Linked DNA regions of Homo sapiens: all the other regions are linked to region 3. Evidence: chromatin loops called from intact Hi-C (ENCODE). Cell type or tissue: heart left ventricle. All regions are shown on one strand.

The links. A loop is a pair of places that touch in the nucleus more often than their neighbours do. Peaks named below come from ENCODE experiments on the same cell type or tissue, not always from the same donor. Only the 100,000 strongest peaks of a DNase experiment are listed, where the experiment ranks them.
Region 1: it touches region 3 in a loop (13-fold over the local background); 58 of 110 quality-filtered maps call a loop at or near these places.
Region 2: a loop joins it to region 3, with 8 times the contacts of the local background. A loop is called at or near these places in 14 of 110 quality-filtered maps.

What each region holds. Positions count from the first base shown.
Region 1 is chr6:25,551,777-25,559,776 of GRCh38, reverse strand. CARMIL1 (capping protein regulator and myosin 1 linker 1) reads right to left here. Exons shown (of 37, transcript NM_017640.6): 28 at 5,681-5,768; 29 at 2,927-3,076. Among named protein-coding and RNA genes, the nearest start is that of SCGN, 96 kb to the left of the region's middle. In heart left ventricle, CTCF peaks have their summits at 2,962 and 3,162 (motif pointing right); a DNase peak (open chromatin) is centred at 3,156.
Region 2 is chr6:25,939,393-25,947,392 of GRCh38, reverse strand. No RefSeq gene overlaps it. Among named protein-coding and RNA genes, the nearest start is that of SLC17A2, 13 kb to the right of the region's middle. RefSeq lists an enhancer at 1,724-1,783. In heart left ventricle, a CTCF peak has its summit at 4,651 (motif pointing right); no DNase peak of the experiment used is centred here.
Region 3 is chr6:25,261,999-25,269,998 of GRCh38, reverse strand. No RefSeq gene overlaps it. Among named protein-coding and RNA genes, the nearest start is that of CARMIL1, 13 kb to the left of the region's middle. In heart left ventricle, a CTCF peak has its summit at 4,130 (motif pointing left); no DNase peak of the experiment used is centred here; H3K27ac peaks cover 970 bases.

The DNA.
Region 1 (8,000 bases), 290 kb before region 3:
GGTTTAGTAGCTATGAACATCCTGCACAAAAAATGCCAGGATCTGTGAACAAACTTAAATCTGTGAATAGCAGGTTGGTGATGTGTCAAAGTTCCTTTGGAATTCATAGGGAAAGTTTCACCGTTCTTTGGGCTATAAACAAACATTTTTGGTAATAGTAAAATTACAACATCTCCCAAAGCAATCAAATTCAACAGTGCTGTAAGCTCCATCTGTGGCACAAATTCTACCCACCAGGGGTTTTTAATTCCATGAGGGAAAGGTTGCGTGCATGTACTTATGTACTTGCCCTTCTGATAGTTTTCTACACAACAGTTAATCTTGAGTCCTAACTTTCCGGATCACTTAAGATAGAAATGCTGCCAAGGAAAATGCATACACTCATTTAGAAAACCATCACGAATTAAATGCACCTCCCTTTGAAATATGGACTGCAAACTTTTTTCCCCCAATGGCATCGTATGAGGGTCACAGCTTGAAATATCTGGTAATAGATGTCAATAACAAACAATAATGGTTTGCTACTTTGATTATGAAAGGAGGCATTAAAAGAGCAATCTATTGCTCTACTCCTTCCAAATTAGCTATGAGTTTGTACCAGCTCAGAAAATCGATTTCCTTTAGGAGAGGGATCCTTGCACTTCGGGCAGCTGCTGCCATGTGAAAGGTTCTATCTTTGGGTGGCTTGGAATTGATGGTTAGGCTGAAAGTATACACGAAATTATTATCAATAGTATAAAATCCCGACTTGCACTTTTTACACACACAAAAATATGCTTTTTCATTACACTAACAGCAAATTTAACTCTGGTTTTCTACTACTTAACAACTTATTAGCCTAGTTAGAACAATGAATGAAGACAATATTTATTAGAACAAAAGCTGCTTTCATGACTTAAAAACTCATGCCTACCTATATATTCTTTTTTTGATGAAGAGCTCTTGTGTTTCTCTGTCACTCCCTCAACACCCAGGGCCCTGCTCCTCACCCTAGGACTCAACACAGGCTCATCTCAGGAATGGCCCTCCCTGCTTACCTCCTTGGCCCTTTAAACCAGATAAAGTCTACCCTCCTAACGTGGCTTGTCCTGAGAGTTGAATTCAAAGAGATCTACATCTACTCCTGCCTCTTTAGGCATCATGGCAACATGAATGTTTTTACAATGGATGCTGACTCACAGGGGCTGTGCCTGCTGCAGGCCTGTCCCTTAAGTTCTGAGGGTGGTCTTCCAACTGCATTTTTTAAAATTATTCCTTTCCTCCACCCTCAACTCACTCACTTAAAACAAACAAACAACCTTTTTCTTCCTTTCACAAAACTAAACCAAATTAAACAAACAAAAAAACTTACTTCCAAACAAAGTTTACACAGTTTAAAACCAACGTTACAGTAGGTGAGCCAGTCTTTCATAACCAACTTTTCCTCATTCCAAACCACATCATCTATAAACCTAATAAAATACATTTTACTAGCTTGTTTTTTCCTTCACCCTTTTCCAATTTACACATGACCAAATAAATCTGGTAGGAAACGTGGTATGTGGAGTTGATTTCAAATTTTTAATTCAAATCTATTTCTTATTATTTGTTTTCTTTTAGGGCTAGTCTAAGAGCTTTCCAGAACAATTATCCTATAACATAGTGTCCAACTTCTAATGCCTCAAAAGGCAAACAAACTCAAAATACTTATGAAATATAAATGTTATAATAAGATGGACAACCAAGTTTTTAAAAACTTGACAATTTCCTCCACCCAGATTAAATATATGTGCAGGTTTATATAATTATATAGAAAACTGTTTTTCAGCCTTATTTAGTGATATTAGAATGTTGCTTACAATCTTGGATTATACATTAGGCTTTCTTTGCTGTTCTCCTTGTATAGGACAGGACTTTACATAGAGAACCCTCAAATATTTTATTCACAGACTTTAAAACATGATAACAGTGGTTTATAAATAAGTAAACTTCTTAACACACTACATTCCCTCCTAGGTTAGAAAAGTAATATCGGCCATATCAGATCCTTGGTGTTCAAAGTTAAAACAAGTACTATTTCTTAACAATGGCTTCATCTAAAAATTACTAAAATCACAAGCTAATGTAGAAACATTTGGACATATAAGTAACCAAAACCTAGTCTTACCACCACCACCTCAGATTATAAGGAATTATTAAAAAGTAAACATTTTGTAAGACATAAACATATTGAATACAGAGGATGATATAGACACAAACAATTGTTTCATGGTAAAGTGAGAAGTAGCTATGCTGATTAATATAAATTTTAAAATAATGAAATAGGATTCAGATAAAATTTTCCTTAGAGTGAAAAGGTATTAACAACCTAAATACTCTAGTTATAGGGCCAGATGGATATGCTACATGAAATTTAGAAAATGGATAAGAAATTAAGACCTACAGTTAGGTAAACATTATAGTGTGCATTCCATCTTCTAAAGCACATCAAATCAGGTTAACGAAACAGAATCTCATCTAAACAGGAAGCCCAAATTTAAGGGTTTGTCAAAAAGTTGTGTAACAAAAGAAAACAGGTAAGACCAAGAAAGAGTCACCCTATATATATTTTTTATTTGAAAAAGTCTTTCTCCACATTTTTAATGGCTTATTTATAATTTTATTTGAAGATATTTTCCTGTCACAAAAACCTTTAAGAGTTACCTAATCTATTTCTCCTAATTAGGAATTTTCCCACTATGGCTACAGGGCCTTAGAAGGGGGCTGAAGCTTCAGCTTTATTCACTTCATTAGCGGCCTCTTTAGGACTTTTCTGAAAGAATTGTCTGAGGGTGGGGACAGTGTTTTGTTTGGTCTGATTTCAAAAGGTGAGATTTAAAAAAAAAAAAAAAAACAATGGCACAGTCCAGTGAAAAGGGTAACGGTACCACCAGAGGATGTGTCTTACCATACAGGTATCCAGATCTTCCAAACGCTCTATCTCTGTTAGCTCCTCCACTGTGATGATGGAACGTTTAACTGGCTTCTCCTCAGCCAGCTCGATCTCTAAGGATTCTTGTTGAGGAAGGGTCTTGCCACGTCTGCTGAAATGGTCAGCCTAGAAGGTCAAGACGTGTACGAGGAGAAATTAAAGTACAGAGAAAGTGCTGGTTAGCAGGATTCCTGAAGACGTCTTCCACAAGATGGCGCAGTGGAGCACAAAGCTGACGAGTGACAAGGACAATTCTTAATACATTCACAGTACAGTAACTTACCTCCTTTTATTATCTTTCTTTGGAGGACAGAGTGTTTTAAGCAATAAGTTATAAATCTCTTAGTAAATGAAGAGACAACATAGTAGTGTTCTTTTTATTAATTTTATTTGATAATTCCTCTGAAGAAATTTCCTTCTATACTAAAAAGTATCTGAGAGTAATAAAACAATTCCAACTTTCATTATTTTTAAAGGACTGAAAAGAAGGAAATTACTAGCAAAATTTTAATTCCTGCTCGCTTTCATTGTTTTCATATAATGAATACCATATTTGATATGATTTCTTAATTTCCAGTGTTATACTTTAGGTAAACATAAAAAATTAAATAAGAGGTAGAATAAGCTTGGCTGAAATTAACAAACTTCAGTGCTGAGCTGATCTGACACCAGGAACTTTGATTTAATTCTTCTGAAACAATGAAAACCAGTTGGCAAGTCCACGGAAACTTTGAGAACGTTTACAAACTTAAGTTGGTGAAAATGGTATCTGAAAGTCATTGAAACCAAGGTTTCATTTTGAAGACAGTATTTCCTTCATATGAGACTTAATCTCTTTCCTTATAATCTAAATCAGCAGTATTAATGTTAAAATGAAGTTCAAACCAAAAGTGCATTCAGCAAATTTTTTCGCAATTAAAAAAATCAATACTTTCTGAGTAAATTCTTTAAGAAAAAACAAATGCAAAAAAGTGAAAAATTCAAACTTTCAGTGTAGTTCTCACATGAAGATTTCTGTTAGTATAATATGTACTATTTGTGTCATAAGTAAGCATTTTAAGGCCATTCCTGGAGCCATGGGTTATCAATAAACTGTTTCTAAAATAAGTTTATTTTAAAAGGATGCTCTAGGCCAGGTGCAGTGGCTTATACCTGTAATCCCAGCACTTTGGGAGGCTGAGGCAGGTGGATCACTTGAGGTCAGGAGACTGAGAAAGGATTTCACATGGTGAAACCTCATCTCTACTTAAAATACAAAAATTAGCCAGGTGTGGTGGCACACACCTGTAATCCCAGCTACTCGGGAGGCTGAGTCAGGAGAATCACTTGAACCTAGGGGCAGAGGTTGCAGTGAGCCAAGATCGCACCACTGCACTCTGGCCTGAGTGACAGAGCAAGACTCCATCCTGAATGAATGAATGAATGAATGAATGAATGAATGAATACTCTATTGCTTTTGTTTGTACTTATTTAAAAAAAGGCTGAATCAGGAGCTCTAAACAATCATGTAGCTCTTTACTGTGCCAGGAAATAGAAAACAGTGTTTCTTACATTCAATGTGGTGATAAACTGGTTTTTTATATTTCCAATTTAGCACAAACCAATACACTGTTAAAATACAATAAAAAAGAAAAATCAGAAAGATAACATGTGTTTGGATACTCTATCTTTTTTGGTGCTACAATGAAAAACTATATTTTTTCATATGCACTGATATTGGAAGCTCAAGAAGTTTCTGGATGCTTCCTCTGGGGAACCATCCATTAGTGGGCCACCTCTGGTCCACAGGCAGCATTTGAATTGTGCTATTAGAGATATCTGTCTTGTCTTTCAGATTTTGGAAGACAGTCTTACACGTTTTTCTCAAATGAATTTTTCAAAAACATGCATTTTGTCTGTTTCACGCAGAAGAAGCTATTGCTGCTCCTCTCATTTTAGGATTCTCTAGGGTCACCCAACAATTCAATGCCATAAAACTGGTATCTCCATCCCGCACAGTTAAGAAAACATTGAAGAATTATTTTTCTTGAAGGAAACATTGCTATAACTTTCCTGGGAGACTTCCACTGCATCATATTGAGGCATTAGATATAACCAGTTATAAAAGCTTCATCTGTACCTCAGAGAACTTCCTGAAGTTTGCGCAACATTGAGTTTCTGATACATTTTTTCATATGCACTGATATTGGAAGTAAAATCCCCTACCTTGAGGCAGAACCAGTCTCTAGATGAAGAAATTTTTTTTTTACCTTGGTTATATCCAAGGCACCTGTGGGGCAGTCAGCAGCTATCCATTACTAAATTATGCCCATTTTGTTCTTGCACTTTCTTTATTCAAATATTTTTATTTTCTCCCATGTTTTTAGAATAGTCCATTATCAAATAATCATATCAACAACAAAATGAGCAAAGATAAATTAAAATGTTAATTTCAGACTTCAGTCTCAACATTTCTTCCCCAAGCTTTTGACCTTTATAATAAATGAACAATAAGATTTCTGGATACAATCAGTTCTGCTTTCCCTTATCATTCCCTCTGGAGAAGTTCTAACATGCTCCAGAATGGCTAGAAGCAACATAGAAGAGAAAGGAGGAAAACCAAGATCACAAACCATAAAGCTGTAATAGTGTGAAATACAGAAAAGAAATCACATCCCCACACCGGAAGTCATCCTGCATCACAGCAGAGCTGAAACAGGAGGTCCTGCTCAAGATGTGCACAGCACTCACCAGTTTATGATGGCAATGTGAGAGTGCATCCAGGATTTCATCCACAATTCTATCAGACAGGAACGAGGCCACTGTCAATTTTACTTCACTGTGTGAAAATCAAAAGGACAGAGTACCATTTTAATTTGTGCAAGAGGGGAAAATGATCCACCCTTGCTGCTATAGTGATAAGGTCAACTGTGATTCCATTTCTGTCTTTGAAAGTGGAATATAAGAATGTGTGAACAGGACTAAGGATTTCCAAAAATAAACCTTAAACACTGCCATAAACACACAAGTAATAGACTTTCTTTACCAATTTCAACCTGCCTCTGCAATTTCAAAACTCAAGATTTAATGGTAGAAATGAAAAACGTCTGGATAAAGACAAAGTTAATGGGAACCATATGTACCATGTGGTGAGGAACAATTCATCCATTGACATAAAGGAAAACAAACCTGGGCTGGAGTAAATTAAGAAAGTCTAGCCTGGTTGTTAAGTCTTAGTTACTGCTTTAGTATGCGTATCACTCACCCTTTTAAAAAACTTTTCACCAATCAAATGATACCATAACTGCGTCTGCTTTGACTGACCATCTTACTTTGACTATTTACAAAATCACCTGCCCCTATCTTTTATGAAGAGAGGTTACTAAAATTTGCAGTTCTGGTGCCTGTTGCCTGACCTCAGAGAGTTGTCCACACAGCAAAAAGTGGCTTGTTGTTTTTACTAATAAACAGACCCAGCCACTAAGATTCTGTCAGATGGCTGGTATTTTTGTTTGCATTTTTGCAAATTTGGTATTCCCAAGAATTCCACTTTCATGTGTGTTCTCGGTCTGAATATCTTAATGGATATATGTACAAATGTACATTAAGCACAATACATTTAAAGGTAAATACGTGAGAGAAATACATACCTATATTCCAATATTGTCGCATAAGCTAACGTTGAAAATATATTCATGTAACATGGAAAAAATCTTGCTAACCTAAAGGCAATAATTTGCATGGAGATTTCTCTGCCTGGGGAGATTTCTGAATAGAAGTACTAGTTTTTTACTTAGAGTAAAAATTATCTTAAGCTAAAGATAAAAAAATACATTTAATTTCTGCCCATGAAACAAGGTATCACTATCTATTTGCTTTATCTGATACTTTACTATTCCCCAGAGGTGTCTACTGATAAGATTCACCCAGGTCTCATATTAAAAATACAGGTTATTGGGTCCCACCCCAAACTTTCAGAGGGACCTGAAAATCTAATTTTAAGTACTTCCTCTGATTCTTTTTAGGCATGTTTAGAAATTATACTTCCTCATAAAACTATAGGTTCAATAGTTTCTCTTTCTCTCCTTCTCTCTGAAAGTGGGGAGGAGTGGTTCATCTATTTCAAATTGTAGCACCAAAAAAAGATAGAGTCTTAAAAACGCAATTATTTTTTAATATCTCAGGATCATTCTATCATTTTGCTACCGGATACTATGCTTCCTTCCTGGTTAAGCTTCCAGTTTGCAAAGGTTTTAGAGGAAAACAGTCAACTTAACCTGCCCATGCAAATGTGCATATTATATGAATGTATACATACATGCATGTGTAGGTGTAAATATTTTCATTCTATCAATGTTCAGTATAATGCATTATAAAAAGCCAAGTATGGAGTTAATGGACATAAAATTGATTCATTGATGTGTATTCTATACTGCTGTTCAACTTTCAGAATTTGCCCATTTTCAAAGGAAATGATCATATTTGACAGAATTTGATACTCAAAGCTATCAAAATATGATCTATTTGTGGCTGAAACCACTATTATGAAAGAATAGTGGCCAATACATTATTTTCTCCTTAATGTTTAGGCATCTCCAACAAAAAAATTCTCAAACCACAGGTTATAAGAATAAGTAAGCACACCTAGTGAAGGGCTAGAGTTTATAAAGTCACTAATCTATGGGGTCCTATAAACCCTCTAGAAGTCTTCTCTAAAATTTCTCAAGTCCTTCCAATTGCCTTACAATTCAGCTGAGTAGGATTTAGGGGCTTCAGTAAAACAAAACAAACAAACAAACAAACAAAAAAGACCTGAGATTATTCAGTTACTGCAGAATTTCTAAATCCTCAAAGTTCTATAATCTGGATTTAGAGTCATCAGCCTTTGATATCTAGTTAACGATAATATAATTTGGGGCTCATTTTGTTTTTCGCTCGTTTTTCTCATGGATTGTCATTTAGCTGTATCATTGTGTGTTAGCACCGCCCCCAGCTCTATAGACAGGAGCTATTATTTCTGCTACATCTAAATATCTTTATCAATATTCAAAAATGGTTAAAATGGAAAATT
Region 2 (8,000 bases), 680 kb before region 3:
TTTATTCTTGCTACGCTTCCTCCAATCCATTTTGTGCATTTGATGATTTTGCCAGTAACTTCTTTATTTTTCTGGTAAAATTACTTATGGGTCACTGAGGACTGGGATGTTCTTTCTTCTAGAGGGGGTTTGTGTCTGCTTTTGCCAGGAAGCTGGGGTACCACCAGTCAAGTATTACTTTAAACTCAATTCATGAATTGAGACTTTTTTTTTTTTTTTTTTTTTTACGCAGAGTCCTACTCTGTCACCCAGGCTGGAGTGCAGCGGTGTGAACATGGCTCACTGCAGCCTCAACCTACTGAGCTCAAGCAATCCTTCTGCCTCACCATTCTGTATAGCTAGGACTACAGGTGTGTGCCACCATGCCTGACTAATTTTTTAAATATTTTTTTTAGAGATGGGGCTCACTTTGTTGCCCAGGCCAGTCTCGAGCTCCTGGGCTCAAGTGATCCTCCCACCTTGGTCTCCCAAAGTGCTGGGGTTACAGGCATGAGCCTCTGTGGCTAGCCAAGACTTTTTATTTTTTAGCCTAAATGTGTATAAAAGTTGGCTTGTGGTTACAACTTATCAGGATTGATGATCTCTCTCTCTCTCTCTCTCTCTCTCTGTCTCTCCCCACCTCTCTCACATCCCTTGCTCTGCTGAGAAGCAGAGCAAACATTCTAGCAGTTTCCAGAGAGTAGGATGGGATTACTTCTAGTTTACTTTTATCATCCTTTGGGATCGCAGTATTACTGGGAGAACACAAGTATCTCTTATTAGACATACCACCTTTGTAGAATCTGGACTTTCATTTTAGACTTTATTTGTTTTCTACTATAAGCAATTTAAGTTACAGATCTCTCTACACACTGTTTAAGTTGCATCCCATGAATTTTGATGTGCTTTATTGTCATTATTATATAGTACAATGTATTTTGTAATTTTTTGTGATTTGTTTGGAGAGATTGATTAATTAGAATGATGTTTAATTTCCAAATATGTGTGTTTTTTTCTACATTTCTTATTTTTATTGATTTCAAATTTATTTCTACTGTAGTCAGATTTAATAATTCATTTATTTTTATTATTTTCATTTTTTTAGAGACAGGGCCTTTCTGTGTTGCCCAGGTTTGTCCCAAACTCCTAGTCCCAAGCAGTTCTCCTGCCTCAGCCACCCAAAGTGCTGGGATTATAGGCACGAGCCACCCGTGCACAACCAACAATTCATTTAAAAAGTGGGCAAGTGAACTGAACAGACATTTCTCAAAAGAAGGCATACAATTGGCCAACAAATATATGAAAGAATGCTCAACATCACTGTATTAGTCTGTTTTCATGCTGCTAATAAAGACTTAACCTGAGACTGGGGAATTTACAAGAGAAAGAGGTTTAATGGACTTACAGTTCCACATGGCTGGAGAGATCTCACAATCATGGTGGAAGGCAAGGAGGAGCAAGTCACATCTTACATGGATGGCAGCAGGCAAAGAGAGAGCTTGTGCAGGGAAACTCCCGTTTTTAAAACCATCAGATCTCGTGAGACTCATTCACTATCATAAGAACAGCATAGGAAAGACCCGGCCCATAATTCAGTCACCTCCCACTGGGTTCCTCCCAGGACACATGGGAATTGTGGGAGTTACAATTCAAGATGAGATTTGGGTAGGGACACAGCCAAACCATATAAATAACTAATCATCAGGGAAATGCAAATCAAAACCACAATAAGGTATCATCTCACCCCAGTTAGAATGGCTATTGTCAAAAAAACAAAAAATAACAAATGCTGGTGAGGATGTACAGAAGAGGGGACTCTTATGTCCCACTGGTGGAAATGTCAATTAGCATAGCCATTATGCAAAATAGTATGGAAGTGAGGTAGGTTACATAGGGTGGTCACAGCCTCCCTTGAAAGGAAACAAGAAACTTGTCAAATTGATGGAGAGAACAAATCTCTTGACATTACACAAACTGCATCTGGGGCTAGTGGTTAGAATATCCTCAGTCAAGGAGGTAGAAGAGCAGGAGGGAAAATCCCTAAGTTCGTGCAAGTGCAGAAACCCACAAGCTGTGTTCTCAGGTTGACATATACTCATTTTAATAGTAAGAAACACACCCTTGGGTAGAGAATTAAAATGCTAATAATACATGTGATGTATGTACTAGCGTGTATGGCAATATTGCATGCACATTCAAGAGACCACCCAAAACATATTTAACAACAATGCCCATTCCCACCCCCTCATGGATAATCACGTAGGACTCCCATAACGGGAGTTTCTTCAGTGTCAATTGGTGCTGAAGTAGCCGACCCTGACTCTGCTATCAGCGTGTACTTTCACCTTGCAATAAACTCCTTTGCCTACTTTTACTTTGGACTGGCTTTCAAATTCTTTTGTGCAGGGAATTCAAGAATCTGAACCAGCCTACTGACAACAGAGGTTTCTCAGAAACCTAAAAATAGATCTACCAGATGAGGCTGAAAATCTGCTACTGGCTATTTATCCAAAGGGAAGGAAATCAGTATACAAAGAGACACCTACATCCCCATGTTTATTGCGTCACTCTTCACAAGAGCTGATATATAGAGTCAACCCTAAATGTTCATTAACAGACAAATGGATAGAAAATGTGGCATATATACACAATGAAATACTATTTGGCCATGAGAAGAATGCAATCTTGTCATTTGTGGCAACGTAGATGAAACTGGAGAACATTATGTTAAGTAAGATAAGCTAGGATTGGAAAGATAAATACTACATGTTATCACTCATATGTGAAAGTAGAGAAAAATTTTTAGCTCATGGATTTAGAGAACAGAACTGTGGGTACCGGAAGCTGGGAAGGGTAGCAAGGAGGGGAGGATAGGGAGAGGTTGGTTAATGGTGACAAAATTACAGCTAGATTGTAGAAATGAGTTCCGGTGTTCTGCACCATTGTAGGGTGCATATGGTTAACTCTCATTTATTGTATATTTTCAAAAAGCTAGAAAAGAATTTTGAATACTCACAACAAAATAAATGATAAATGTTTAAGGTGATGGATATACTAATTACTCTGATTTGATTATTACACATTGTGTACACATATAAAAATATCACTCTTTATCCCGTATATATGTACAGTTATTATATGTCAACTAAAAATAAAAGAAAAAAAGAATATGATCTATCATGATGTATATATCATGTGTACTTGAGCAAAATGTGCATGCAGATATTGTGTATAATGTTCTATAAATCAATTAGCTCAAGATAATAGATAGGATTGTTCAGATCTTCTGTGTCTTTACTGATATTTTGTCTAGTTATTGCATCATTACCAAAAAAAGGGTGTTAAACTCTCCAAATGTGATTGTAGAATTGTCTATTTTGTCTTTTCTTTTCCATTTTTACTTTATGTATTTTGAAACTCTGTTATGACATTTTGCTATGTATTTTAAAACTTCGTTATGTATTTTGAAACTCTGTTGTTAGAATCATACATTTATGATTATTATGTTTTCTTGATGAAATGACACTTTTCTATTGTCATTGTTTTTGTTTTTTCTGAAATGGAGTCTCACTCTGTTGCCCAGGCTGGAGTACAGTGGCACAATCTTGGTTCACTGCAACCTCCACCTCCTGGGTTCAAGCGAGTCTCCTGACTCAGCCTCCAAGTAGCTGGGATTACAGGCATGTGCCAGCATGCCAAACTAATTTTGTATTTTTATTAGAGACAGAGTTTCACCACGTTGGCCAGGCTGGTCTCGAACCTCTGACCTCAGGTGATCCGCCCACCTCGGCATTTTTATTTTATTTTATTTTTTTGAGACAGAGTCTCACTCTGTCACCCAGGGTAGAATGCGGTGGTGTGATCTTGGCTCACTGCAACCTCCGCCTCCTGGGTTCAAGCAATTCCCATGCCTCAGCCTCCCGAGTAGCTGGGATTACAGGCACATACCACCATGACTGGCTAATTTTTGTATTTTTAGTAGAGATGGGGTTTTTCTATGTTGGCCAGGCTGGCAACTGACTCCTTTAACAATACAAAATATCACTCTGTCTCTGGTAACACTCTCTGTCTTAAACTCTATTTTAGCTGTTATTATTATAGCCATTTTAGTCTTTTTATGCTTTCTGTTTGCATAGTGTATATATTTTAATATGTTTATTCTCAAGTTATCTGTGTTTTTATATTTAAGATGTTTCTCTTCTAGCCAACGTGTTTGGTTCTTGCATTTTTAAGTCGATTCTAACAATCTTTGCCTTTCAATTGAAATATTTACACCATTAACATCTAACATTAACATTTATTTTTCTTTCCACAGTACACTGGCTAGCATCTCCCATATAATATTGAACATAAAGTGTGATAACTGACATCCTTATTTCATTCCTACTCTGAGTGGAAAGGGCAGGGGTGGAGAAAGCATTCAACAATTTGCCATAATTATAATGCTTTTTGTTACACTGTTTTCTTCTGCATTAAAAAATATCATTACATTTTGCATGAATTATTAGGAGAAAATATTTTCCAATTTTCCTGGAAAATGCCATAACCACGTCTCTCAATTTTGTTTCCATCTTTCTTCCACATTTTACATAACCTACATAAGAGACACATTATCAAGTATATTTTACATGGCTTCTCAGTGTCTTCTCTGTCTGCTAACAGGTTTACCAAGAGATGGCACTCTTGTATTTCTGGTGGCTATGTCCATATCGTTTTGCCTTTAAGACAGCGTAACTACTTCTTTCACCAGTATTAAAGACATGTACATTTGATCTGGTTCTTGTGGATGATTTTAAATGACTCAAGCTAATAATCCTAATTTTACCTAAACACTCCATTATTTTAAAATGTATTCCTTTATGCCCACAATAAACATTTATTGACATTAGGCTGGACATTAGGCTTCTCTATGGCAGACATTAGGCTGGACCCTAGCCATATATCTATTGAGGGAAAAAAAATTATTTTCTATATAAGTTTCCAGAAAGCCAAGATGTGTTTTAAAAACAAAACAAAACATTACATTCTAAATGCTGTAACAAGATAAGAAAAAGTGTTGAGGCTGAGAGAAGAACAAAGCAGCAAGCAACTCCTGGAAGGACCACTGCTGCAGAGGTAATAACTGGTGAACCATGTTTTGGAGAAGGAAAAGGTCACCAAGAGAAGGAGGGGGTCCAGGGTGTTCAGAAAGATTGCATGCATAAAGATCAAGGGTAATAAAAAAAATTCCGTATTATGTAAATGTGAAGTTCCAGGACCATGAGCTTGGAGAGCATGAAGTACAGGAGGAGGGTTGGTTTCAAATAAATCTGGGAATGAAACAGTGAAGCCTCTGGCAGAACTCACATCTCTTTCCTCCCCTCTTCCTTGCACATTCCCTTTATGGAGTAATTGCAGGGATGGGAAAAGTTCAAAACCACCACTGAGCCTAGGAAGTGCTAGGGTAAAGTGGAGAATGAACCTGCGTGATTTGCTCATCCTAAACTAGGTTCTTCTAGGAGAGCCCTTCCCCATAAAATCTGCCCTCCTCGAAGGGGCCCAGACAGCCTAAGCTCACCTCCCAAAGACCCCTTACTTGCTGACTGAATCTGATTCCACCCAGACATGGCCTAAAACCCTTCCATAACTCTATAGCCAAATTCAATTTTAGACAGGCCTCATACCAACCTTTCTTCCTCTAAGTCTGCCACCCTAGGCAATTCTCAACATTCTCTACACACTTTGGGGCCATAGACGTGCTACCAAGTCTCCAGACCTAGACCTGATGGAGCAGTGCTGTAATGAGACGACCACTGGCCTTTGAACCAGACCCTTCTCTGTGGCTCCTATGCATCTCCAACCTGTTTTGAGCACTGCTGCCAAGACATCTTTGGCACTTTGTTGTGAAGTTTTAAAACTGAACTAATCTACAAAACACCTAACCTTTAAAAATTCATTGTCATTTCATATCATGAAAGATAAAGAAAGGCCAGGAAACTGTTCCAGGTTAATAGAGACTAAAGAGATAGCAACCAAATGCAATTTGTGATCCTGGATTGAGGGGAAAAAGTGTTGTCAGAGACATGATTGGGACAGCTGGTAAAATTTGAATTTGAATTTAAAGATAAAGTATTGAGTAATATAGGAAGATGATTATCTGCAACTTTCAAATGTTTCAGTAAGTATATATATATATAAAGAGATATAAAGACATATAAATAAATGGATAGGTAGAGAAAAAGCAAATGTATAATATTAACAATCTAGGTAAAAAGTATATGAGTGTTCTTTGTACTGTTTTTCTGATTTTTCTATATGTTTGAAATCATTTTAAAATAAGAAGGTTTTTGGGTTTTTTTTGTTTGTTTTTTGTTTTTAGAGACAGCATCTTATTCTGTCACCAGGCTGTAGCTCAGTGGCCCAATCATTGCTCACTGCAGCCTCAACTTCCTGGGCTCCAGTAATTCCCCCTACCTCAGGCTCATGAGTAGCTGGTACTTCAGGTGTGCACCACTGCACTCAGCTAATTTTTATTTTTTAAATTTTTGTAGAGATGGCATGTTGCTATGTCACCCAGGCTAGTCTCAAACTCCTGCCCCCAAGTGATCCTCCCACTTTGGCCTCCCAAAGTGCTAGAATTATAGGCATGAGCCACTGCACCCAGCCCCAAATAAAAAAGTATTTTATTTTAATTAACTAATTAACTTTGAGTCAGAGTTTCACCCTTGTCACCCAGGCTGGAGTGCAATGGCATGATGTTGGCTCACTGCAAACTCTGCCTCCTGTGTTTAAGCGATTCTCTTGCCTCAGACTCCTGAGTAGCTGAGATTACAGGTGCCTGCCACCATGCCCAGCTAATTTTTATATTTTTAGTAGAGACGGGGTTTCAGCATGTTGGTCAAGCTTGTCTCAAACTCCTGACCTCAGGTGATCCACCCACCTCCGCCTCCGAAAGTGTTGATGAGCCACCACACCCGGTCTAAAAAGTATTTTAAAACCACAGTCCCACTCTACCTTGTCCTACACTACCAGGGGCTAGGATCACCCCATGTCTTCTAGGCTATGAGATAGAGGAATCCAAGGAAGAAGATAAGCTACTTGGTTCCTCTATAGGGTCTTGTGTGTGCTCTCATGTGCTCTCTCTCTCTCTCTCTCTCTCACACACACACACACACACACACACACACACATGAATACCAGAGCTATCACTTTCCCAGTCTAGTACTCATCTCATCCCAAGGGTTTTGTGTTGTAGTGGTTTGCTCATTTCTTTGTTTTGTTTGTTTGCTTGGATTATTCTTTTTCTCTTTTTGCAGCTGAAGGGAGAATTTCCAGGCCAGCCCTTTGGCCATTAGAGTTACAGTGCCTCTATTCAGGCTTCATAGAGAGACCTGGGATTCAGTAGTGGGGGGCTTTTATCCAGTTCAAAATAATGCATTCTCACCAAGATGTACTTTGAAATAAAACAATACTAAAACACAAAATTTTATTTATGCTGAACATTGAATCACTTTTTTCTGTATTTTGTGTAGAAAGTTATACACACACAAACACATTTGCTCCTGCTTTGTTTATTGGCCCAGGGGTATGTTTGGTAATACTTCATCAGGCATGAGTAGTACGTCTTGGAAGGTGTGGTCTAAAGCCTAGACTCCTATCTGCTTCCTTCAGCATTCTCCAGTGTATCTGTCATCTGTCTACCTTAGGATAGGGGTCTCCAGAACTTCCATTCACATTTAGAAGAGGGCAGCGGCTTTCTATGGAAAATATGAACTCTCATTCATCTCTATTCCTTCTTCTAGCTATGGTCCAGCTCAGCTGTTTGGAATAAAGTATCTATATGAAGTCTGCGAATGGTTCTCAGACTGGTTGAACATTAGAATCACCTGAGTACCTTCTAAAATTCTTATTACCCAGGGCATATCTCAGAATGAGTACCGCAGGGTAGGGATAGGATTAGGGATCATGATCTCTGGAGTCTGGTTTAGGCACTAGTGCTGTTTAAAACTACGTTCATGAGGTGGAGGTTGCAGTGAGCCGAG
Region 3 (8,000 bases):
TGAAATTGGACCCATAACTTTTTAAAATTAGTAAAACTTAATCTGGGTCTTTGCAAAAAAATTTATTAAATTTTATGCAACACTTGGTGGACTGATCAAGACAAAAAGATAGAAGACACAAATGACCAATATTAGGAATGAGAGGGGGACATGATTACAAATATTAAAAGGGATAATATTGGAGATATTATGAAGAACATTATGCCAATAAATTTTACAGGTTAAATGAAACCTACACATCCCTTGAAAGATAAAAATGTCAAAAGTGACTCAAGAAGAAATAGAAAAAATCTGAAAAGCCCTAAATCTACGAAAGACATTTGAATTTCAAAATAAAAACCATCCCATAAAGAAAAGGAAAAACAGTCACATCAATTATCTCTTTACACACACAAACAACCATAAGGCAAAATTCAACATCCATTCAAAATAAAAACTCTCATTAACTAGGATAGAGGAGAATTTCCTCAAATTAATAAATTGAATCTATGGAAAACCTATAAGTAATGTTATATTTACTGGTGGAAGCATTTAGTCCCCCTTATGCTTCCCTCCTTAAATCAGAACCAAGACAAGAGTATCTACTCTTCCTATTTATACTCAATATTATGCTAGAAGTCTTAGCAATACTAATAAGGCAAGAATAAGAAATGAAAGACATAATGGGCAGAAAGGAAGAAAAGCCTGTCTTATTTGAAGATGGCATGACTGTATACATAGAAAATCCTAAGCAGGCCAGGCATGGTGGCTCACGCCTGTAATCCCGGAACTTTGGGAGGCCGAGGAGGGCGGATCACGAGGTCAGGAGATGGAGACCATCCTGGCTAACACGGTGAAACCCCGTCTCTACTAAAAATACAAAAAATTAGCCAGGTGTGGTGGTGGGTACCTGTAGTCCCAGCTACTCGGGAGGCTGAGGCAGGAGAATGGTGTGAACCTGGGAGGCAGAGCTTGCAGTGAGCCAAGATGGCACCACTGCACTCCAGCCTGGGCTACAGAGCAAGACTCCGTCTCAAAAAAAAAAAAAAAAAAATTTGCTGGGCATGGTGGTGTGTGCCTGTAGTCCTAGCTACCTGGGAAGCTAAGATGGAAGACTCACCTGAGTCCAGAAGGTCGAGACTACAGTGAGCCATGATCCCACCACTGTACTCCTGCCTGGGTGACAGAGTGAGATCTTGTCTCAAAAAAATAAATAAAATAAAATAAAGAGAGAGAAACACTCAGCAATAAAACGAAATGAACTAATATTATATATGGCAATATGGATGAATCTCAAAAACATTATGCTAAGAAAAAGAAATCTAGACACAAAAGAGTGTGTACTTGTGGTAACAGGAGGCATACAGTTGTCTAACCTCAGATTCCATGGGGATTCTATTTTTGGAAATCAGAAAAGATAAAATAACTCTCAGAATGATATATATATTACTAGAAATGTTTATTTCTGTAGGTTATTGGGAAGAATCTGCTTTGTACCTCATTCAGGATGTTGACAGAATTTAGTTCCTTGTGATTATGGAACTGAAATCTCTGTTTCCTTGCTGGCTGTCACTCAGGGCCCATTCTCAGCTCCGAGGGCCAGCTTACTTTCCTTGGCATGTGGCCCCTTTCCATTTTCAAAGTGAGCAAAGCTAGAATCTCTCTTGCATCAAACTCCTCTCATGCTTCTAACCTCTTTCACCAGAAAGAGACTTGTCCTTTTTAAGGACTCACCTGGACAGGTCAGGACCACCAAGTATAGTCTCTCTTTCTCTCTCTCTCTCTTTTTTTTTTTTTTTTTTTTTTTGAGACAGGGTCTCACTGTGGTTGCCCAGGCTGGAGTGCGGTGGCACAATATTGGCTCACTGCAGCCTCAACCTCCCAGGCTCAAGTGATTCTCCTGTCTCAGCCTCCTGAGTAGCTGGGATTACAGGTGCACACCACCATGCGTGGCTAACATTTTTGTATTTTTAGTAGAGACAGGGTTTCACTACATTGCTCAGGCTGGTCTCAAACTCCTGGACTCAAGCAATCTGCCTGCCTTGGCTTCCCAGAGTGCGGGATTGCAGGCGTGAGCCACTCACTGCACCTGGCTAGTCTCTCTCTCTCTCTCTCTCTCTCTCTCTCTCTTTATTTATTTATTTATTTATTTATTTATTTAACTTTAAGTACTGGGATACATGTGCAGAACGTGCAGATTTGTTACATAGGTATACAAGTGCCATGGTTGTTTTCTGTACCCATCAACTTGTCATCTAGGCTTTAAGCCCTGCATGCATTAGGTTAATTCTCTCCCTCCCTTTCCTCCTCACCCTAGTCCCTCTTTCTTAAAGTCATCTGTACTACATATAACACAACCTAATAATGAAAGATCCCATCATATTTACAGGTCCCTTCCATGCTCTAGGGGAGGGAATATACCACAATCTGCTACCACAATAAAGTTGGCATAAAACATAGAAAAAATTAAGAGAAATTTCAGCAAATCATTGTATTGTGAATGCTGAATGATGGGCGATACGTGTTTTTGTTTAGTTTTACTAACTTTGTTGTGTATGTGTGTGTGTGTTGTATTTTTAGCATATTGATCAATCACAAAAAGAATACTAAACTACTTTTATTAGTGAATGTACTTATTTTTCACATTTCTTTTCTATTTTTATTAATATCTGTATACTCAGGATTAACCTTTGTTGTTTGCTTCTGTCCTCTGGAACCTGATATCTGGGGCAATTTCAAAAAGTAATTTCTGAAGTGGGGGCAATAAATAAGTCAACCTAAAAAGAGAAAATAGCAGTCTGAGAAATCTTTCCAAATTTTCTGTTTAAAAAATCTGGCCACATAAGAAGTAAAAATAATAATAGCCATCAATGATGCTAAGCCACTGACACATTTCATCAGCATTGCTTATCTCCTATTTTCCCATTGTTCAATGTCGTCACATGAATTGTCATAAAAATGAGATTATTATTGTTCAGTTGCTCATTAGTTCAGGCTGTGGAGATCTCCTAAAAAGGATAACTTGTCTTTTGAGACCTCCCTATTTGTTACTAGAGAAAAGTGTGGGATGTTTTGGATTGCAGATGGAAAGTTTTCCTCTTTAACTGAACTCTTGAGATTGTAGTGAAATCATCCATGTCCTGAAGCATCATAATCGTTCCCATATGGACGAATTCATTCAATAAACAGTTATATTTGCATATATAGATTATCCCTAGAAATAGTTTGTCCCTGTTTTGGGAATCTTTGCTGTTCAAACAGCTCTCAAGGGTATATAAGAGGGTTTTACTCCTCTTACCCACCTCCCCATTACAACTCAGTTCCCTAGTGTTTTCCTCCAAATATTTTTAAGAAGTGAGGTAAGCTGGCTCTGAGGCTTCTAAATTCTGAATTCTGGCTCATTTTAACTGAGTCATTCCGGAGGTCCTAGCCTTGAAACAACTTATCTTTGGTTCCAATAAACAATAAGCTTAAGAAAAAAAGTTAGCTGTCTAATAGCCCCATGATTCCCTTGGCTATCTAGCTAGAAACTCTGTTCGCAAATCTGCTGCATCTTTGATGAATAGGAAATTTACAAATAATTCACAATTATGTTGAGTCAGCGCAGGTAGGGAGTTATCAGACAGTCAAAATACTTTAAAAGTGACCTGTTGGAAAAGTACTAATTTAAAAACCTGCTCAGATTTTTGCTTTCTTTCTAGCGATTACCTTAAGATTGTATTGCACCCTTTGTTATATTTTTAGATATTTAGATTTTCTTTTCCTTTATTGCTGATATTGTTATTGCTCTATGAAGCAATACAACTTTTAGCCATCTGCTTCTCTTCCTCTTTTGGATAATTGACATTTTGTCAAATGGCAAAAAAACAGTATCAACCATACTAAGTAATAACTAGCATTTATTAACCCTTCCTTCATGTTGAAGATAAAGCACTTCAAGTGTTTTATCTCATGTAACTCTCGAGACAACTTAAGAGGTAGGTGCTTTTATTATCTCTAGTATTTAAATAGGGAAGCTTCACTCCAGACGGGTTAGATAACTGTCCCTAAGTCACACATTGACACCACAGAGTAGTTCTGATGATAGGTTGTGGTGCTTCTACACATTCCCAATCTAAAATGCCAGTAAAGAAGTGACTGCTACTGCCATCTGCTGGTAACTAGCAGAGTTGCTAGCTACTTTTGCTCATGCTGCAATTAAAAATCTGTACAAATTAGTGTTTGCAATGAGAGCTCTCTTCTGACACACGTTGGTGTCTCATGATGCCATCTATCATGCTAGTGTTTAGAACAGTCCCTGACACACCGTAAGCACTCAATATTTATGGAATGAACAAATGGAGATCCCAGGAGAGTTTTTGTTGGTAAAACTTCTCAAGTTGTCCTGAAAGAACACAGAAGCTGTCTCCACACAAAGCAGTGATGGTCTTTCTTTCTTTCTTTCTTTCTTTCTTTCTTTCTTTCTTTCTTTCTTTCTTTCTTTCTTTCTTTCTTTCCTTTCTTTCTTTTCTTTCTTTCTTTCTTTCTTTCTTTCTTTCTTTCTTTCTTTCTCTCTCTCTCTCTCTCTCTCTCTCTCTCTCTCTCCTTCCTTCCTTCCTTCCTTCCTTCCTTCCTTCCTTCTTTTTTTCTTGAGATGGAGCTCTGTTTCCCAGGCTGGAGTGAAGTGGTGCGATCTCGGCTCATTGCAACCTCCACCTCCTGGGTTCAAGCAATTCTTCTGTCTCAGCCTCCCGAGTAGCTGGAATTACAGGTGTCTGCCACCACACCTGGCTAAGTTTTGTATTTTTAATAGAGACGGGGTTTCACCATGTTGGGCAGGCTGGTCTCGAACTCCTGACCTCAGGTGATCCGCCCAACTCAGCCTCCCAAAATGTTGGGATTACAGGCATGAGCCACCACGCATGACATATGATGCTGTTTTTCAAGTGTTTACTTCATTCACTGTGCTGCCTCTGCATTTACAATCTCCTTTGAATTTCCTTGTTATAACCTAGTTTATAAGTGGAGTCTCACTCATGTTTAAATCTAACTTTATCAGTTACATCGTATAGGTTTTAGAAGGAATCCTAGTTTCAGAACTGACAGAACTGAAAAATCCTGGCTAGTGTTTCCCAAGCCCTGTTTCAAAAGATGGTGATTTTAAAAAAGTGTTTAATAGACAAATAAGTTTCAGAAGCAGTACATTAGATAAATTTCCCTTGTTTTCTTTCTTTCTTTTTTTTTTTTTTTTCACTGTAGAACTTCTTAGAGTATTGAGGCAGGAGAATGGCGTGAACCTGGGAGGCGGAGCTTGCAGTGAGCCGAGATTGCGCCACTGCACTCCAGCCTGGGCGACAGTGAGACTCCGTCTCAAAAAAAAAAAAAAAAAAAAAAAAAAAAAGAACTTCTCCGAGTATTAGAAATCTTTGAGAAGGGTTATACATAAAACCGTATTTGGCAGCTTGGGCTGCCATAAAAAAATATCATGGGCTAGGGTCTTAAACAAGAAAAATTAATTTTCTTACAGTCTGGAGGCTGGAAGTTCAAGATCAAGGTGCTGACTTGTTAGGTTTCCAGTGAAGGCTCTCTTCCTGGCTTACACATACCTGCCTTCTTGTTTTGTCTTCACAGGGTCTTTTCTTGGAGGATGATATTGGAGAGAGTGAGAGGTGCTCTTCTTATGTCTCTTCTATTAATGACACTAATCCAATTGGATCAGTTCTGCACCCTTATGACCTAATTCAACCTTAAATACTTCCTTAGAGGCCCCATCTCCAAATACAGCCATACAGGAGGTGAAGACTTCAAAATATGAATCTGGGGGGGACACAAACATTCAGTCCACTTACAAATAGGACTTGATCACAGATTCTTTCTCATTTAGCTCCTATTAACATCCTAAAAGACATTAGTGTTTTGTGGAACTCACTTGGAAATTTCCAATATACCAAACTCCAGTTACTACAGATGGAGTCCAGTGAGAATAATTTTCCTAATATCATACAGCTAGTTATTGGCAAAGCTAGAACTCTCATTTTAAGTGTTGTTTTCATGATATCATGCTTGTTCTATTTTATTTCTCCATACGAAAATAAACACTAGTATTGCCTTTGCAGAACTTTACAGTTATAAAGGGGATGTGAACTAACATTTATTGAGTGCTACTATGTGACTTTTCTACCCTCCCCCGTGCTAAATGGGTTAAACATTCCAGAATTTATGACTGTTGCATTTCACATCATGATTTAATAAATGCTTGAATGACAGCCTCTATGGGATGAGTCAGTGAGAGTCTGCCCTGAGAGATACATCTTGCTGATTTTCTATGTGTCAGGCACACAGAAAATGTTTTTTTTTCTTTTTTTTCTGAGACAGAGTCTCACTGTGTTGCTCAGGCTGGAGTGGGGTGGCACTATCTTGGTTCACTGCAATCTCCGCCTCTTGGGTTCAAGCAATTCTCCTGCCTCAGCCTCTCAAGTAGCTGGGACCACAGGCACCAGCCACCACACCTGGCTAATTTTTTGTGTGTTTTTAGTAGAGATGGGGTTTCACTGTGTTGATCAGGCTGGTCTTGAATTCCTGACCTCGTGATCCGCCCGCCTCGGTCTTCCAAAGTGCTCGGATTACAGGCATGAGCCACCGCACCGGGCGGCCTTTTTTCTTTCTTTCTTTCTTTCTTTCTTTCTTTCTTTCTTTCTTTCTTTCTTTCTTTCTTTCTTTCTCTCTCTCTCTCTCTCTCTCTCTCTCTCTCTCTTTCTTTCTTTCTTTCTTCTTTCCTTTCTTTTTTTTTTTTTTTTCTCGCCCAGGCTGGAGTGCAGTGGCCCGATCTCAGCTCACTGCAAGCTCCACCTCCTGCGTTCATGCCATTCTCCTGCCTCAGCCTCCCAAGTAGCTGGGACTACAGGCCCTGTTTGTATTTTTAGTAGACACGAAAGTAGCCAGGATGGTCTGGATCTCGGGACCTCATGATCCGCCCGCCTCGGCCTCCCAAAGTGTTGGGATTACAGGCGTGAGCCACGGCGCCCGGCCGGGTTTTTTTCTTTTTTTTTTTAATTTTAATCTTTTAAAAACCTTTAAACTGACAAATAATAATTGTACATATTCATGGGGGTATATAGTATTGTTTTGAAACATAATGTATGGTGATTAGATCAGGGTAATTAGCATATCCATCATCTGAAACAATGGTCATTTCTTGGGTTGGGAACATTCTGTATCCTCCTCCTCCTCTAGCTATTCGAAACTATGTATTACCTACAGTGGTATAGAACAATAGAACTTATTCCTCCTATCTACCTGTAATTTTGTCCTTTAACAAATCTCTCCCTATCCTGCCCCCGACCCACCCTTCCCATGACCCTCCCCAGCCTCTGGTATCCTCTGTCCTACTTTTTACTTCTATGAGCTCAACATTTTTTTTTTTTTTAGCTTCCACATATGTGTGAGAACATGTGGTGTTTAACTTTCTGTTCCTGGCTTATTTCACTTAACATAACGTCCTCCAGTTCCAGCCGTGCTCACATTGGCCTTTTTTTTATGCTCTAGAAAGTTATATTGTTTTCTGCCACAGACTTCATAATGCTGTGTTCTTTTCTACTCTTCTTTTTTACTTCCCACCTTGTTCTCCTGCACTTCAGATGCACAGAATTGTGTTAACCATAAACTTTGGGTGTTTATATGCCATCATCCTTGATCCATTCACAATACCATTCAATAATATAATAAACATCCAACCCAACAATCAGAATAAGTAACCTATATTTATCTACATGTGCCTTTCTTGTCTCATCCCATTGCATCTCCCTCAAATAATATTTTGATCCTAAATGTTAGATTTATTGTTTGCTTGCTTTTTGTTGTTTTTGCTTGCCTAACCACACACAACACCACACACACACACACACACACACACACACACACACACATCTCTATTGGTTACATGGTTTAATTTTTTTTGTTGTTGTTTGTTTGTTTGTTTTGAGACGGTGTCTCGCTCTGTCACCCAAGCTGGAGTGCAGTGGCGCTATCTTGGCTCACTGCAA